Linked DNA regions of Homo sapiens: all the other regions are linked to region 3. A link is a contact called in ENCODE Hi-C or POLR2A ChIA-PET data. All regions are on one chromosome and are shown on one strand. Each heading gives the region's core, a stretch centred on a gene start or an enhancer-like site at or near the end of the contact. The rest is flanking DNA. Distances are from core to core; before and after follow the strand shown. Region 1 holds the start of ZNF341 (zinc finger protein 341). Region 2 overlaps RALY (RALY heterogeneous nuclear ribonucleoprotein). Region 3 has its middle 60 kb from the start of RALY. Region 4 overlaps ZNF341-AS1 (ZNF341 antisense RNA 1). Region 5 holds the start of E2F1 (E2F transcription factor 1).

What was found. A loop is a pair of places that touch in the nucleus more often than their neighbours do. ChIA-PET counts read pairs that join two places held with the same protein, here RNA polymerase II (POLR2A). Pooled maps may share reads with other maps.
Region 1: a loop to region 3 is called in a pooled map, with 3 times the contacts of the local background. The contact joins the promoter of ZNF341 here to the enhancer-like site in region 3. A Hi-C loop is called at or near these places in 2 of 50 pooled maps. POLR2A ChIA-PET finds 5 or more read pairs at or near these places in 2 of 52 experiments (MCF 10A and RWPE1).
Region 2: a loop to region 3 is called in a pooled map, with 8 times the contacts of the local background. The contact joins two enhancer-like sites. A Hi-C loop is called at or near these places in 35 of 168 maps with a recorded cell type or tissue (A673, CD4-positive, alpha-beta T cell, CD8-positive, alpha-beta T cell and 26 more), 10 of 37 single-sample maps with no recorded cell type and 19 of 50 pooled maps. POLR2A ChIA-PET finds 5 or more read pairs at or near these places in 5 of 52 experiments (AG04450, CD8-positive, alpha-beta memory T cell, activated CD4-positive, alpha-beta T cell and 2 more).
Region 4: a pooled map shows a loop between it and region 3 (5-fold over the local background). The contact joins two enhancer-like sites. A Hi-C loop is called at or near these places in 1 of 168 maps with a recorded cell type or tissue (K562) and 5 of 50 pooled maps. POLR2A ChIA-PET finds 5 or more read pairs at or near these places in 4 of 52 experiments (Caco-2, GM12878, activated naive CD8-positive, alpha-beta T cell and 1 more).
Region 5: a pooled map shows a loop between it and region 3 (2.3-fold over the local background). The contact joins the promoter of E2F1 here to the enhancer-like site in region 3. A Hi-C loop is called at or near these places in 1 of 50 pooled maps. POLR2A ChIA-PET finds 5 or more read pairs at or near these places in 3 of 52 experiments (A673, OCI-LY7 and activated T-cell).

The regions. Positions count from the first base shown.
Region 1 is chr20:33,730,693-33,733,392 of GRCh38, reverse strand. ZNF341 (zinc finger protein 341) reads right to left here and starts at 1,397. Exons shown (of 15, transcript NM_001282933.2): 1 at 1,341-1,397. The coding sequence starts at 1,371. LOC124904890 (a long non-coding RNA gene) reads left to right here and starts at 1,410. Exons shown (of 2, transcript XR_007067569.1): 1 at 1,410-1,747. RefSeq lists enhancers at 1-28, 1,697-1,756, 1,767-1,826 and a silencer at 877-1,586.
Region 2 is chr20:34,081,917-34,084,616 of GRCh38, reverse strand. RALY (RALY heterogeneous nuclear ribonucleoprotein) reads right to left here. Exons shown (of 10, transcript NM_016732.3): 10 at 1-2,700. Among named protein-coding and RNA genes, the nearest start is that of EIF2S2, 29 kb to the left of the region's middle. Within about 2 kb of position 1,321, at least 20 of the 41 ENCODE cell types and tissues checked have a DNase peak (open chromatin) inside an H3K27ac peak, as active enhancers do; they include ascending aorta, dorsolateral prefrontal cortex, thyroid gland and 1 more, where a contact is called at or near this core.
Region 3 is chr20:33,932,346-33,935,045 of GRCh38, reverse strand. No RefSeq gene overlaps it. Among named protein-coding and RNA genes, the nearest start is that of RALY, 60 kb to the left of the region's middle. RefSeq lists an enhancer at 1,348-1,848. Within about 2 kb of position 1,430, at least 7 of the 41 ENCODE cell types and tissues checked have a DNase peak (open chromatin) inside an H3K27ac peak, as active enhancers do; they include ascending aorta, dorsolateral prefrontal cortex, thyroid gland and 1 more, where a contact is called at or near this core.
Region 4 is chr20:33,792,194-33,794,893 of GRCh38, reverse strand. The region is part of intron 3 of ZNF341-AS1 (ZNF341 antisense RNA 1); the gene reads left to right. It overlaps ZNF341 (zinc finger protein 341), which reads right to left. Exons shown (of 15, transcript NM_001282933.2): 15 at 2,625-2,700. Among named protein-coding and RNA genes, the nearest start is that of ZNF341-AS1, 18 kb to the left of the region's middle. RefSeq lists an enhancer at 2,457-2,700. Within about 2 kb of position 1,325, at least 14 of the 41 ENCODE cell types and tissues checked have a DNase peak (open chromatin) inside an H3K27ac peak, as active enhancers do.
Region 5 is chr20:33,685,133-33,687,832 of GRCh38, reverse strand. It overlaps E2F1 (E2F transcription factor 1), which reads left to right and starts at 1,448. Exons shown (of 7, transcript NM_005225.3): 1 at 1,448-1,829. The coding sequence starts at 1,569. RefSeq lists silencers at 1,109-1,608, 1,719-2,078.

The DNA of each region.
Region 1 (2,700 bases), core at 148-2,647, 200 kb after region 3:
GCCGGGCGTGGTGGCGGATGCCTGTAGTCTCAGCTGCTCTCGAGGCTGAGGCAGAAGAAGCAGAAGAATGGCGTGAACCCCGGGAAGCGGAGGTTGCAGTGAGCCGAGATCGCTCCACTGCACTCCAGCCTGGGCAACAGAGCAAGACTCTGTCTCAAAAAAAAAAAAAAAAAAGGAAATTAGCCGGGTGTGGTGGTGCACGCCTATAGTCCCAGCTACTCAGGAGGCGGAGGCACGAGAATCGCTCAAACCTGGGAGGGGGAGGTTGCAGTGAGCCGAGATCGCGCCACTGCACTCCAGCCTGGGCGACAGAGTGAGACTCCGTCTCAAAAAATTAAAAAGTGCAGGGAGTGGCTGAGATCTCCTAGGAAGCTGCAGGACTCAAAGCTTCAGCTTCATCCCGCCAGTCCAGTACTTCGAGTTTGCACCCTATCTGTATACTCATCTCATCCCACTCCTCCAAGACCATTCTTGGTCTGTATTTCCCACAATATCTATTCTGCGCCATGGCCCCGAGTCGCTAAGGCTGCCCTTCCTCCCCGACGCCCAGCAGATGCACACATGGAGGTGCTCAGTGTTTGCTGTCTCCAAAGCCCACAGTTTTGAGCCTGAGCACCAACCCCATCCCAGGTTCTTGCAGAGCACGGAACAGTCTGTCGGCACCCAGCGTTTGCTGGCCTGGGTCTGGGAACACCGCGTCCCGGCCGGGCACACCGCGCCAGCACCCACGGTGTCAGTTTAATTTGTAAAACTGCACCGGCCACGGTGCGCACTGCAGGCGCCAGGTGTTTGCTGGCTTGGGTCCCTAAGCTCTGAGTCCAGGCTGTGCACACAGGTGGCGCCTCTGCTGCTGTGGTCTGATTTTGAGACTACGTCCTAGCACGAGGCATACAGTCCGCTCCGCAGAAGTTCTTCGTGGTCAGGCCGCCGAGGCCCTCCTGCCCGCAGCTGCGACCGCACCCCCGTCCCGGGCCCCGCGCGCCGCCAAGCCGCCTCCCTGGCCGCGGCTGTTCCAGACCGCCCCGCCGTCGCCTCCCGCGCAGTTCCCTGCAGGGAGCCCCTCCCGCGCCCGCCCAAGGCCGCCCAGGCTGGCGCTGTTCCGGACCCGAGCCCCCTCCCCGCCGGCCTGGCTCTCCCCGGCTGTTCCGGCCCCGGAGCTCCCCCGCCGGGCCTCGGCTCCCGCGCTGTTCCCGCCCGCGCCCCTCCCGCCCCGCGGCTGTTCCAGCCCCGGCGCCCTCCGCCCCGCGGCCGCTGCGCGCCCTAGGCCGGGCGCTGCGAGGGCGCGGCGGGAGGGGGCGCAGCGCGGAACAGCCGCCTCCGCCGGCCCCGCCGCCGCTCACCCTCCAGGGCCTCAAAGATCGCCTGCGCCATCTTGGAGCCGCCGCCGTCGCCGCCACAGGAACCGAAGCCCGGCTACGCGAGCATTGTGGGAGCCGTGGCGGTTGAGTCGGGGCCGCCAGGGGGCGCCCAGGAGCCGCCGCCGAGCCCCCAGCCCTGGAAACCCAACCTAGGCTCGCGGGACCCCAGCATCTCTGGGCTGCCCTGGCTCCACTCGATAACCCAGTCACCGGGCCACCGAGTGTGGACCCCGCCTCACTTGAACGACCAAGTCTACACCGACCTTATATCCGCCGCACACGCGGAACTTCCCATCCCTATTATCTAAATCCGCATCCCCATCTCACCGGACCCGACCCCCCAGCTCTGACACAGAATCCCCCATTCCCACAGCACGTGAGTCCTCCAGGTCTGCTGCACGGACCCCATTTCCGCTGAGCACAGTATACCCCGACTCTGCAACAAACCATGACCCCTATCCCATCTCACCCAGACCACCCAACTGTCACAGGGATCTCCAGGCTGTACAACATAGATTCCCATCCCTCATCCCCTATTAGAGACTTCCCGCCCCTACTACCCTGCTCAACTCTGCCTGTTGGGAGCCCGCCTCAGCCTCCAGAGTAGCGGGGACTACCGGCACACGCCACCATGTCCTACTAATTTTTATTTTTATTTTTTTGTAGAGATCAGGGTCTCACTATTTTGTCCAGGCTGGTGTCAACTTCTGGCCTCCAGCGATCCTCACGTCTCGGCCTCCCAAAGCACTGGGATTACAGGCGTGGGTCTCCGTGCTGGGGATCCCATTATCTCTTAAGTAACTCCATCTCTTCACCCTCCATCCCTGCTTGTTGGGACCCCATTTCTGTCACATAAACCCCCAACACCCACCCCAGCCACTCCTAGCCCAGCCTCCGAGGGGTCCTATCCAGGTCTCACAGAATGAGAGGTGCTCCTCACTGGGACTTCCCCTACACACACAGACCCCTCTCATCTTCATTCATCCTCCATCAACTGCTTATTAACGGCCTGCTATGCACCAAGTCCCGTAATAGCTCTAGAGACATGGTGGTCCTTTCCCATGGAGTTAGAGGTGGGAAGAAAGACCGACATTAGGCCAGGCGCGGCGGCTCATGCCTGTAATCCCAGCACTTTGGGAGGCCGAGGCAGGCGGATCACGAGGTCAGGAGTTCGAGACCATCCTGGCCAACCTAGTGAAACCCCGTCTCTACTAAAAATATAAAAATTATCTGGGCATGGTGGCACGTGCCTGTAATCCCAGTTACTTGGGAGGCTGAGGCAGGAGAATTGCTTGAACCAGGGAGTCAGAGGTTGCAGTGAGCCGAGATCGTGCCACAGACT
Region 2 (2,700 bases), core at 72-2,571, 150 kb before region 3:
TCTGGGACTGGGAGACTGGCAGAGCACCACCACCATCATATGCTATTGATCGGTCACAGAGTTTAGATAAAGGCGAGGATAGGATAGAGATGCCACCTTTACTTGGGGCCATGCTTTTAAACCTCATCTACAAAATCTATAGAATAGACATAACCACACAGTGGATGCCTGTTTTTGTTAGCCAAGCCTTGCTCTCCTTTTGGGGATTCTCCCCTCTGTCCCTCTATTCTCACAGGCCCTATGGCCATGCTCTACCACTTCTTGGAACCTGCCCGAAAACCAGATTTTTTCCCCTTGAGTTGGGGTCTCGCTTTGTCACCCAGGCTGGAGTGCAGCGGCAGGATCATGGCTCACCGCAGCATTAACCTCCTAGGTGCAAATGATCTCCCACTGTAGTCCCCCAAGTAGCGGGGACTACAGGCACGTGTCACCATGCCTGGCTAACCGGATTCTCGATGGCAGCTTTTGAACCCAAGTCCCCATGTCTGAAGATCCCTGGACTTTACAATTTGTGAGCCAATAAACTTCCTCCCACTAAGCAGGACTGAATTCAGTTTCTGTAACTTGTAACCAGAAGTCCTTACTACACCTACTGAGGGTGGTTGTGGAGATTAAGTAAATGTAAAATGTGCTTTTTAACAGCAGGTGTTCAGGAAATGGTTTACTGTTATGGAGGAAGTTTATTATGAAGAATCTGGCTACTGGTGGAGGGATTTTGATTTGCCTAAAACCTCAATCAATCAATGATCTGGTTGGGATGAAAACCAAGGATGCCTGGCTCAGAATCTTTTGCTCTGCTTTGCCTTCTCTATTTCTGTGGTCTTGTCAGACAGGCCTACTGCATATAACATCCTATGGGGCAGGTTATGACCTTACGGGTCAACCTGGCCAGGGATGGCAAATACCTGACGCTCACGTGCCCACACTTGAATTCCATGCTCATAAGAGAAACTGCCAAACTATCATGTCAGTATTTCCAAACAGTCTGAAAATTGCTGCAGATCCTCAAAAGGCACTCCAGGCAGCTGCTACTAAAAGTTCTGAGTTGGCAAGTGAAATGAGTCCTGAGGTAGATTTTTTAAATATGGCCATATTTTGAAGCTCCTCCTGTTAAGAAGAATTTGGGCTTAGCCATGTGACTTACTTTGGCCAAAAGATACGTCATAGCAATATCCTCAAGAGCACTCGCATACTGGGCTTGTCTTCTCTTGCGGTTTTTGGAACTCAGCCATGATGTCTAGAATCCTGGGTCAGCCTGCTAGATGCTGGAACGTGTGGCCCAGTTGCCCAGCCAACCACCTGACAGGCGGGCGAGGCCATCTGAGACCAGCCAGTCCCCAGCTGATCTGCCAGCTCACTTCAGCCACACGAGGGCCCAGATGAGATAAGAACCACCACACTGAACACAGCCCAAACTGCCAAGCCACTCACTCAGGAGCTAATAAATGTTTATTAAGGCTACTAAATTTGGGGGTGGTTTGTTATACAACAGTCAGTAACTGAACAAAGGCCCATTTACTATCCCTGATCCAGATCAACCTCTCATTTTACAGCTGAGGAAACTGAGACCTGGTAAGGAAAAAGACTTGCCCAGGGTCATCAACCTGGCTGGCAGCAACAGGGGGAAAGTCCCAGGCCTCTTAGCTCACAATCCAGTATACCCACTGGCTGCTCTATTCTTTCAAGATGGCTGTGAGGATCACAAATGAGGCTTTCAATCTGAAAACATCTAAAGACTGATCCTTTAGGCAGAATCCGGTACCACATTTATCACCATCTCCTTCTGGAGTTTTCAGATGTTAGAAAAATGACAACTGTTGCGCAGCGGAATGGATGTTTTTGCTGCCCCGACTCAGAGGAAGGGCATGTGTATGCACTGTTAGAAGCCAACCTCCCACCCAAGGGCCTGGCTGTGTGCTTTCCCAGGGGCTGGAGCATCCAGGGGCTTTTCTGGAGTTCCAGGATGGGACTCTCGTTCTCCCTGTCCAGCATATGACCCGGTGCCAGCATGACCAGGCAAAGCCTTATGGGCCAAGGTGAGTAGAGCTGATGCCTGCTACCCTTGAAGGTATCTTCCCTGCTTTTCTCACGGTTCTCCAAGCCTGGCATACTAAGGAAGCCTATGGTCACAAGCCCATGATCAACCTGACCCTCAAGCTCTGAAACGTTGAGTTCCTCAGTAAAGCATGCTTGGGTAGGACCTGCAGCAGGCATATAGCACTAGGCTCTGGGGGCAGTGCCTAGTGCTATTGTGCCCTCAGTGTGAGGTTCATTCAGCTCTAAATCCCATTCTTTGGACTTTGCCCAAGTTCCAATCCAGGCTAGCAGCTGTCCCCCATGTTTCACAGATGGGGACACCAAGAGCTAAGGGCAGTAATGACTTGCCAGGGTATTGAAATGGGTCTGTTATAGCTGGCTCTCGCCTTCTGGGCAAGGAAAGATGTGGGTACATGGATGGGTGAAGTATGTTCCACTGAGAGCTCTTCAGGGAGATGAGGCACTCCTTGCAGACCTAGCCCCTTCCTCTGTACACCCTCTTCAGCTCTCCAAATAGAAGCCTTTTGATTTGACTAAGCTGGGCCAAGGCCCAGCCCAATTCCAAGGGGCCTGTTTCTCACCCCATGCCTGCATCTCATGGCCTCAGGGCCTCAGCCTCCACCATGGGCTCTTGACAAATCTCTACTCTCTCCCTGCTGCCCA
Region 3 (2,700 bases), core at 181-2,680:
CTTGGTGGGCAGAGCAGCCCTGACAGGTGGTCAGCAGCAGGAGACCCCATGTAGGTGTCAACTGGGGATCCTGAAGTTGGCCAAGTATAGTTTGCAGCATCCAAAATGGCAGGGGGGTGCCAGACTGGTCCTAGCTGGGCTGGAGTCTCAGTTACCTATTGCTATTTAATACGCTACTCCACTCCAAATCTCAGTGGCTTAAAATGATGATGTTTATTGTATTAGTCACGGTTCTCTAGAGGGTCAGAACAAATAGGATATATATATGTATATATATATATATATAAAGGAGAGTTTATTAAGTATTAACTCACATAATCACAAGGTCCCACGATAGGCCGTCTGTAAGCTGAGGAGCAGAGAGCCAGTCTGAGTCCCAAAACTGAAGAACTTGGATGCTCAAGGGCAGGAAGCATCCAGCAGAGGAGAAAGATGTAGGCTGGGACGCTAGGCCCATCTCACCTTTTCACTTTTTTCTGCCTGCTTTATATTCTAGCCATGCTGGCAGCTGATTAGATGCTATCCACCCAGATTGAGGGTGGGTCTGCCTTTTCCAGCCCACTGACTCAAATGTTAATCTCCTTTGGTAACACCCTCACAGGCACACCCAGGATCAATACTTTGTATCCTTCAATCCAATCAAGTTGACACTCAGTATTAACCATTACAGTCCACCCTCCCTCCCTCCCTTCCTTCCTTCCTTCCTTTCTTTTTGGGACAGAGTTTCACTCTTGTTGCCCAGGCTGGAGGGCAATGGCTCAATCTCAGCTCACCGCAACCTCCGCCTCCCAGGTTCAAGCAATTCTCCTGCTTCAGGCTCCCAAGTAGCTGGGAGGCATGCGCCACCACACCTGGCTAATTTTGTATTTTTAGTAGAGACTGGGTTTCTCGGTGTTGGTCTGGCTGGTCTCAACCTCTCGACCTCAGGTTATCCACCTGAGCCTCCCAAAGTGCTGGGATTACAGGTGTGAGCCACCGGGCCTGGCCTTCATTACAGTTATTTCTTATGGTTCTAAGGGATGTCCAGACGCAGACGGGAAGTTCTGCTCCACAAGGTATTTTTGGGGATCACTCCCACATTCAGCTGGAGCTGGAACATTCAAGACACACATAGAAAGGTTCTGGCCCCTTCCCTATCCAGGGGCTCATCCCTGAACCTCAGCCTTAAATGGCTCCTCCCATTGCCCTGCCTCTGTGTTCCTTCCTCTATCCTGTCTTTGTGGCAGCCTTGGTTGTCAAGGAGTAGTTGGACCGGCTGGGCCCTGGCTGGGCCTGTCTCCAGAAGGTTAGTTGGATTTCTTTCTCAGTGGCTCAGGGCTCCAAGAGAACAGAAGCTGCTAGGCCTCTTACAAGCCAGGCATGGAACCGGCACAAGTGAAAGCAGGTCACAAGGCCAGCCCAAATTCTAGGGAGGAGAAATAGTGCCACCTCTTGACAGGAGCCTGCGTGTCCAGGGACAGGAGGCGTTGTTGGCGGCCATCTTTGGAGGCATCTCCCTCAGCTGGGAAAGGAAGCCTGAACCCTTGTTTTCCAGGTGCCAGCCTTTATCATCACCTTTATCTAGGTCTTAGGTGGGGTATTGGTAGGAGGAGGACAGGTGGTTGGTAATCCTGTGGGAGTGGCTCAGCATTTGTAGGGAAAAATCCAGAGTTGTTAAGAATTGCCTAGGCCAATTGCAGTGGCTAACAACTGTAATCCTAGCACTTTGGGAGGCCGAGGTGGGCGGATCACTTGAAGTCAGGAGTTTGAGACAAGCCTGGCCAACACGGTGAAACCCCATCTCTACTATAAATACAAAAAAAAAAAAAAAAAAAAAATTAGCTGGGCGTGGTGGTGGGTGCCTGTAATCCCAGCTACTCGATTCTCTAGCTGATGCAGGAGAATCACTTGAACCCGGGAGGTGGAGGTTGCAGTGAGCCGAGGTTGCAGTGAGCCAAGGTTGCACCACTGCACTCCAGCCTGGGCTACAGAATGAGACTCCAATCTCAAAAAAAAACAAAAAAGAATTGCCAAGGCCATCAAAAAGAGGAGGTAGATGAAGGGAACATAGAGGCAGGACAACGGTAGGAGGGGTCAAGGCTGGGGTTCAGGGCTAAACCTCTGGCTGGAGCAGGGGCCAGAATCCTCCTGCCTGTGTCGAAGATGGCCATCATGTCAGGCTGAACAACCATAACCTGATTTCAGCAAGAAGAGGTGAGAAGAAGCATCCAGAAGTTGCCCACCACTCTAATATGTCAAAGAGACCACAGGTCTCACCCCTCCCCACCCACCTGGGCTGGCACTGAACCCCTCACCTACTGGAATCATTTCTAAGCCCACCCCATCCCCATGCCCAGTTACGGACCAGACAGTTTCCTTGGTTTTTTTTTTTTTTTTTGAGACAGAGTTTTGCTCTTGTTGTCCAGGCTTGGGTGCAATGGCAGGATCTCGGCTCACCATAACCTCTGCCTCCCGAGTTCAAGCGATTCTCCTGCCTCAGCCTCCCAAAGTAGCTGGGATTATAGGCATGCACCACCACACCCAGCTGATTTTGAATTTTTAGTAGAGATGGGGTTTCTCCATGTTGGTCAGGCTGGTGTTAAACTCCCAACCTCAGGTAATCCACCCGCCTCGGCCTCCCAAAGTGCTAGGACTATAGGCGTGAGCCACCGCGCCCAGCCCAGTTTCCTTGTATTTCAATTGCCCCCAGTAATAGACTAA
Region 4 (2,700 bases), core at 76-2,575, 140 kb after region 3:
TATTTATTTATTTATTTATTTATTTATTTATTTAATGAGACAGAGTCTTGCTCTCCCCCAAGCTGGAGAGCAGTGGCATGATCTCGGCTCACTGCAACCTCCGCCTCCCAGGTTCAAGCGATTCTCCTGCCTCAGCCTCCCAAGTAGCTGGGACCAGCTCCAGGGCCACCACATCTGGCTAATTTTTTGTATTTTTAGTAGAGACAGGGTTTCACCATGTTAGCCAGGATGGTCTTGATATCCTGTCCTCGTGATCTGCCTGCCTCGGCCTCTCAAAGTGCTGGGATTTGTCACCAACTTTCTGTTAAACATTATAGCTGATCTTGGTATGTCCTTATCTGTGGCTTGGCTCTGCTACTTCCCTCCTGTGTGACTTTGGGCTGCTTAACCTTAATGTGCCTGTTGCCTCATCTCAGCTGCAAAATGGGCTTAAAAGTAGTGCCTACATTGAGGTGCTGGGGATGGTGCCAGGCATTCATTCGATAACTAATAAATGTTAGTTCTCGTGATTACCAGTAGACGTGTATGCCTGTGTGCACTGACAGGAAGAAGCTATAGAAAAACCACTTAAATAGTTATATTAGGAAGAAGATGTCATTTTTTTTTCTTTTTTTGAGATGGAGTTTCACTCTTGTCACCCAGATTGGAGTGCAATGTCACGGGATCTCAGCTCACTGCAAACTCTGCCTCCCGGGTTCAAGCGATTCTCCTGCCTCAGCCTCCCAAGTAGCTGAGATTACTGGCATGTGCCACCACGCCCAGCTAATTTTTTTGTATTATTAGTAGAGATGGGGTTTCACCATGTTGGCCAGGATAGTCTCAAACTCCTGACATCGGGTGATCCACCCGCCTCGGCCTCCCAAAGTGCTGGGATTATAGGAGTGAGCCACCACACCCGGCTGAAGATGTCGTTCTTCACATTTCTTTCAATGCCATTGTTACAACTTTTAAAAATGTTCACTGTCTCCCATGACTCCCCTTCATTATGTGGAGAATAAAGTCCAGATTCCTTAACCCACATCTAAGGCCCTCTCTGATTCATCAACCCACACTTCAATCGTGGAAAGTGGCTAAGAACCCATGGAGGCAGGCTGCCGTGGCTTGAGTCCCAGCTCTGCAGCTTTCCTGGCTGTGTGAGCTTGGGTAAGGAAGTTTACCCCTCTGGGCCTGGGTTTTCTCAGCTGTAAAATACAGAAAGTAACAGCACTCACATGACAGGCTGAGGCGACGTGACTGTAAATAGCCTGGCACAGTGTCCCTCGTGTGGAGAAGGTGAAGCAACAGCCATGATCATTATCCACCTACTCCTCTGAGACCTCTGGTCACCCTGGAACATCCGCCGGCCCCAGAACATAGCAGGCCTGGCACTGTCCCACCCCAAGGTGTTTGCACGCGCCCTGCTCTCACCCAGCACACCTTCCCCTATCCATCCACCCATCAAAGCACCCCGGGCCAAGGCCCAGCTCCAGGGGCATCCCCTCTGACTTCCTGTCCCCACCAGTCCCCCTCGGGCCTTTGTGCAGGCCGGTACACTTACACACCTCACCCCCATCAACTCTGTCCCTCCTGCCGCGTCACACCCTTCCTGAGGATGTGGGAAGCTGGGCCTGGCTCTGAGTTCCAGCCCTGAGATCCAACACAGATGCCTGAGGGACCTGCCAGCCTTCAAAACAATTCAGTCATCAAATGGAGTCCAACAGCCCAGAAGGGTGGCTGTGAAGATAAACAGGAAAACACTAGTCAAGGCCCTTTTCTCCTTCCCGCCTCCTCATGAGCCCGGTCCACCTCCCACCGGGACCAGCTGAGAGGTAGGAGGAAGCACTGGACGCGGTGACATTGATGGCCTCCAGATGCCGACACGAGAGGGATTTCTGATCTTGTTTACAACGGATTTGGAGGTGGCTAACTATCCTGAATTCCCACAAGTGAGTACAAACCCCGACCCCCATGGGGTGTTGTCCTGGACTGTTTTCTGTGGATGGGTGTTCCCAATTTCCTTTCTTTTTTTTCGTTTCTTTTCTTTTTTTTTAAATCTTTGAGACAGGGTCTTGCTCAGTTGCCCAGGCTGGAATGCAGTGGCACAATCTCAGCTCACTGCAGCCTCAACCTCCTGGGCTCAAGTGATCCTCCCACATTAGCCTCCAGCATATCTGGGACTGCAGGCACCCACCACCATGCCCAGCTAATTTTTTTTTTTTTTTTTTGAGACAGGGTCTCACTCTGTCTCCCACACTGGAGTGCAGTGGCACGATCTCAGCTCACTGCAACCTCTGTCTCCTGGGTTCAAGTGATTCTCCCGCCTCAGCCTCCCAAGTAGCTGGGAATACAGGTGTGCACCACCACACCCGGTTAATTTTTGTATTTTTACTAGAGACGAGGTTTTGCCATGTTGGCCAGACTGGTCTCAAACTCCTGATCTCAGGTGATCAGCCCACCTTGGCCTCCCAAAGTGCTGGGATTACAGGCATGAGCTGCCGTGCCCAGCCTTGCTTCCCTTATCATCTCTCCAGGGCTCCCTGTGTGAGGGGCCTGGGACCCCTCAGCCACCACAAGCTTCAGAGGGGGAGTGCTGCCACCTAGGGGCAAAGAAGGAAACTGCCACAGCTTGGCCCAGGCCACCCGGACACGTTATGACAAAAACATTTATTGAGCACTTTCTGCGTGCCGGGCACCATGCCAAGCCCCTGGCGCACTTCATCA
Region 5 (2,700 bases), core at 199-2,698, 250 kb after region 3:
TAAAATGCAGATTCTTGGGCACCTAGAGATTTTAAATTGGCAGGGCCAGGGTGGGCCCAAAATTAGCAAGTGACCACGTGGTTCTGAAGCCAGTGGCCTAAGGACCACCCTTGCAGAACCGTGGTCTCCTTGTCACAGTCTAGGCAGCCTCTGGCTTAGCCTCTGTTTCTTTCATAACCTTTCTCAGCGCCTGCTCTGGGCCAGACCAGTGTTGGGAGGAGTCGCTACTGAGCTCCTAGATTGGCAGGGGAGGCAGATGGAGAAAAGGAGTGTGTGTGGTCAGCATTGGAGCAGAGGCAGCAGTGGGCAATAGAGGAAGTGAGTAAATCCTTGGGAGGGCTCCCTAGAAGTGATGTGTTTTCTTTTTTTGTTTTAGAGACAGGATCTCGCTCTGTCGCCCAGGCTGGTGTGCAGTGGCATGATCATAGCTCACTGCAGCCTCGACTTCTCGGGCTCAAGCAATCCTCCCACCTCAGCCTCCCAAGTAGCTGGGACTACGGGCACACGCCACCATGCCTGGCTAATTTTTGTATTTTTTGTAGAGATGGGTCTTCACCATGTTGATCAGGCTGGTCTCGAACTCCTGGGCTCATGCGATCCACCCCGCCAGCTGATTACAGGGATTCCGGTGGTGAGCCACCGCGCCCAGACGCCACTTCATCGTATTGTAAACGTCTGTTACCTTTCTGTTCCCCTGTCTACTGGACTGTGAGCTCCTTAGGGCCACGAATTGAGGATGGGGCACAGAGCAAGCTCTCCAAACGTTTGTTGAATGAGTGAGGGAATGAATGAGTTCAAGCAGATGCTATACGTTGGCTGTTGGAGATTTTGGCTAAAATGGGACTTGCAGGAAAGCCCGACGTCCCCCTCGCCATTTCCAGGCACCGCTCTTCAGCTTGGGCTCTGGGTGAGCGGGATAGGGCTGGGTGCAGGATTAGGATAATGTCATGGGTGAGGCAAGTTGAGGATGGAAGAGGTGGCTGATGGCTGGGCTGTGGAACTGATGATCCTGAAAAGAAGAGGGGACAGTCTCTGGAAATCTAAGCTGAGGCTGTTGGGGGCTACAGGTTGAGGGTCACGTGCAGAAGAGAGGCTCTGTTCTGAACCTGCACTATAGAAAGGTCAGTGGGATGCGGGAGCGTCGGGGCGGGGCGGGGCCTATGTTCCGGTGTCCCCACGCCTCCAGCAGGGGACGCCCGGGCTGGGGGCGGGGAGTCACACCGCGCCTGGTACCATCCGGACAAAGCCTGCGCGCGCCCCGCCCCGCCATTGGCCGTACCGCCCCGCGCCGCCGCCCCATCCCGCCCCTCGCCGCCGGGTCCGGCGCGTTAAAGCCAATAGGAACCGCCGCCGTTGTTCCCGTCACGGCCGGGGCAGCCAATTGTGGCGGCGCTCGGCGGCTCGTGGCTCTTTCGCGGCAAAAAGGATTTGGCGCGTAAAAGTGGCCGGGACTTTGCAGGCAGCGGCGGCCGGGGGCGGAGCGGGATCGAGCCCTCGCCGAGGCCTGCCGCCATGGGCCCGCGCCGCCGCCGCCGCCTGTCACCCGGGCCGCGCGGGCCGTGAGCGTCATGGCCTTGGCCGGGGCCCCTGCGGGCGGCCCATGCGCGCCGGCGCTGGAGGCCCTGCTCGGGGCCGGCGCGCTGCGGCTGCTCGACTCCTCGCAGATCGTCATCATCTCCGCCGCGCAGGACGCCAGCGCCCCGCCGGCTCCCACCGGCCCCGCGGCGCCCGCCGCCGGCCCCTGCGACCCTGACCTGCTGCTCTTCGCCACACCGCAGGCGCCCCGGCCCACACCCAGTGCGCCGCGGCCCGCGCTCGGCCGCCCGCCGGTACGGACCCCAGGGACGCCGCGCCGACAGCGCCGCCTGTGCCCCCCGCGCAGACCCGGGAGGGCGCCGTGTTTGGCCTGGAGGCGGCAGGGGGCGGGGGAGGGGTTGACTGAGGCGCCCAGGCTGGGCGGTGCAGAGCCGGGGTTGGGCCTCCGGGCCCCGCCCTGGGGTGCGGGGTGACCTCGGGCCGGTCCCTGTTTGCTGCTCTGTGCTCTGCGCCTCAGCTTCCTCACCGGAGCCTCCCCAGCGTCGGACTCAGTGATAATAATAGCCCACGTGTATTCAACTGGCGTTTACTGCATGCCAGGCCTTTGGGCGACTTCAAGCCAGCTAAAACTCACAACCCCGCTGTGAGCTGTGTTGTCACTGTGCCCATCTGACGGAGGAGGAACTGAGGCCCAGAGAGGGAAAGTGACTTGCCCCTGGTCACACGGCTGCAGGTGGTGGGGCTGGGATTTGAACTGAGGCCTGCTGGCTTCAGCTCAGAATTTGCATCTCGGTAGTGAGCACAGCTGCTAGGGGAAGTGAAGGCGGGGCGGAGGAAAGTCCTGGGGCCTAACCGTTGGTGAGCCATTGAGGAGACCCTCCTTCCTGCCTCGATGCTGACTGCCAGGTGCAGGCCTGGCCGGCCAGGCCTCTGGGGACAGCCCTCCTGGCTGGGAGGCCTTCTCTGCAGGGGCGGGGCAGCTGGACCAGCTGCTGATCCCCTCCCTCTGCCTGTCCTTCCATCTGCCACCCTCCACCCTCCCAGGCCCTGGTTGCCATGGAACCTCATTAATCAGGCAGGCCGACCCCTGAGTCTCTGTAGAAGGACTAGGTGGGCTGGGCCTCTGGGAGCTGGAGAGGAGGCCCCCAGTGCCAGGAGAGAAAA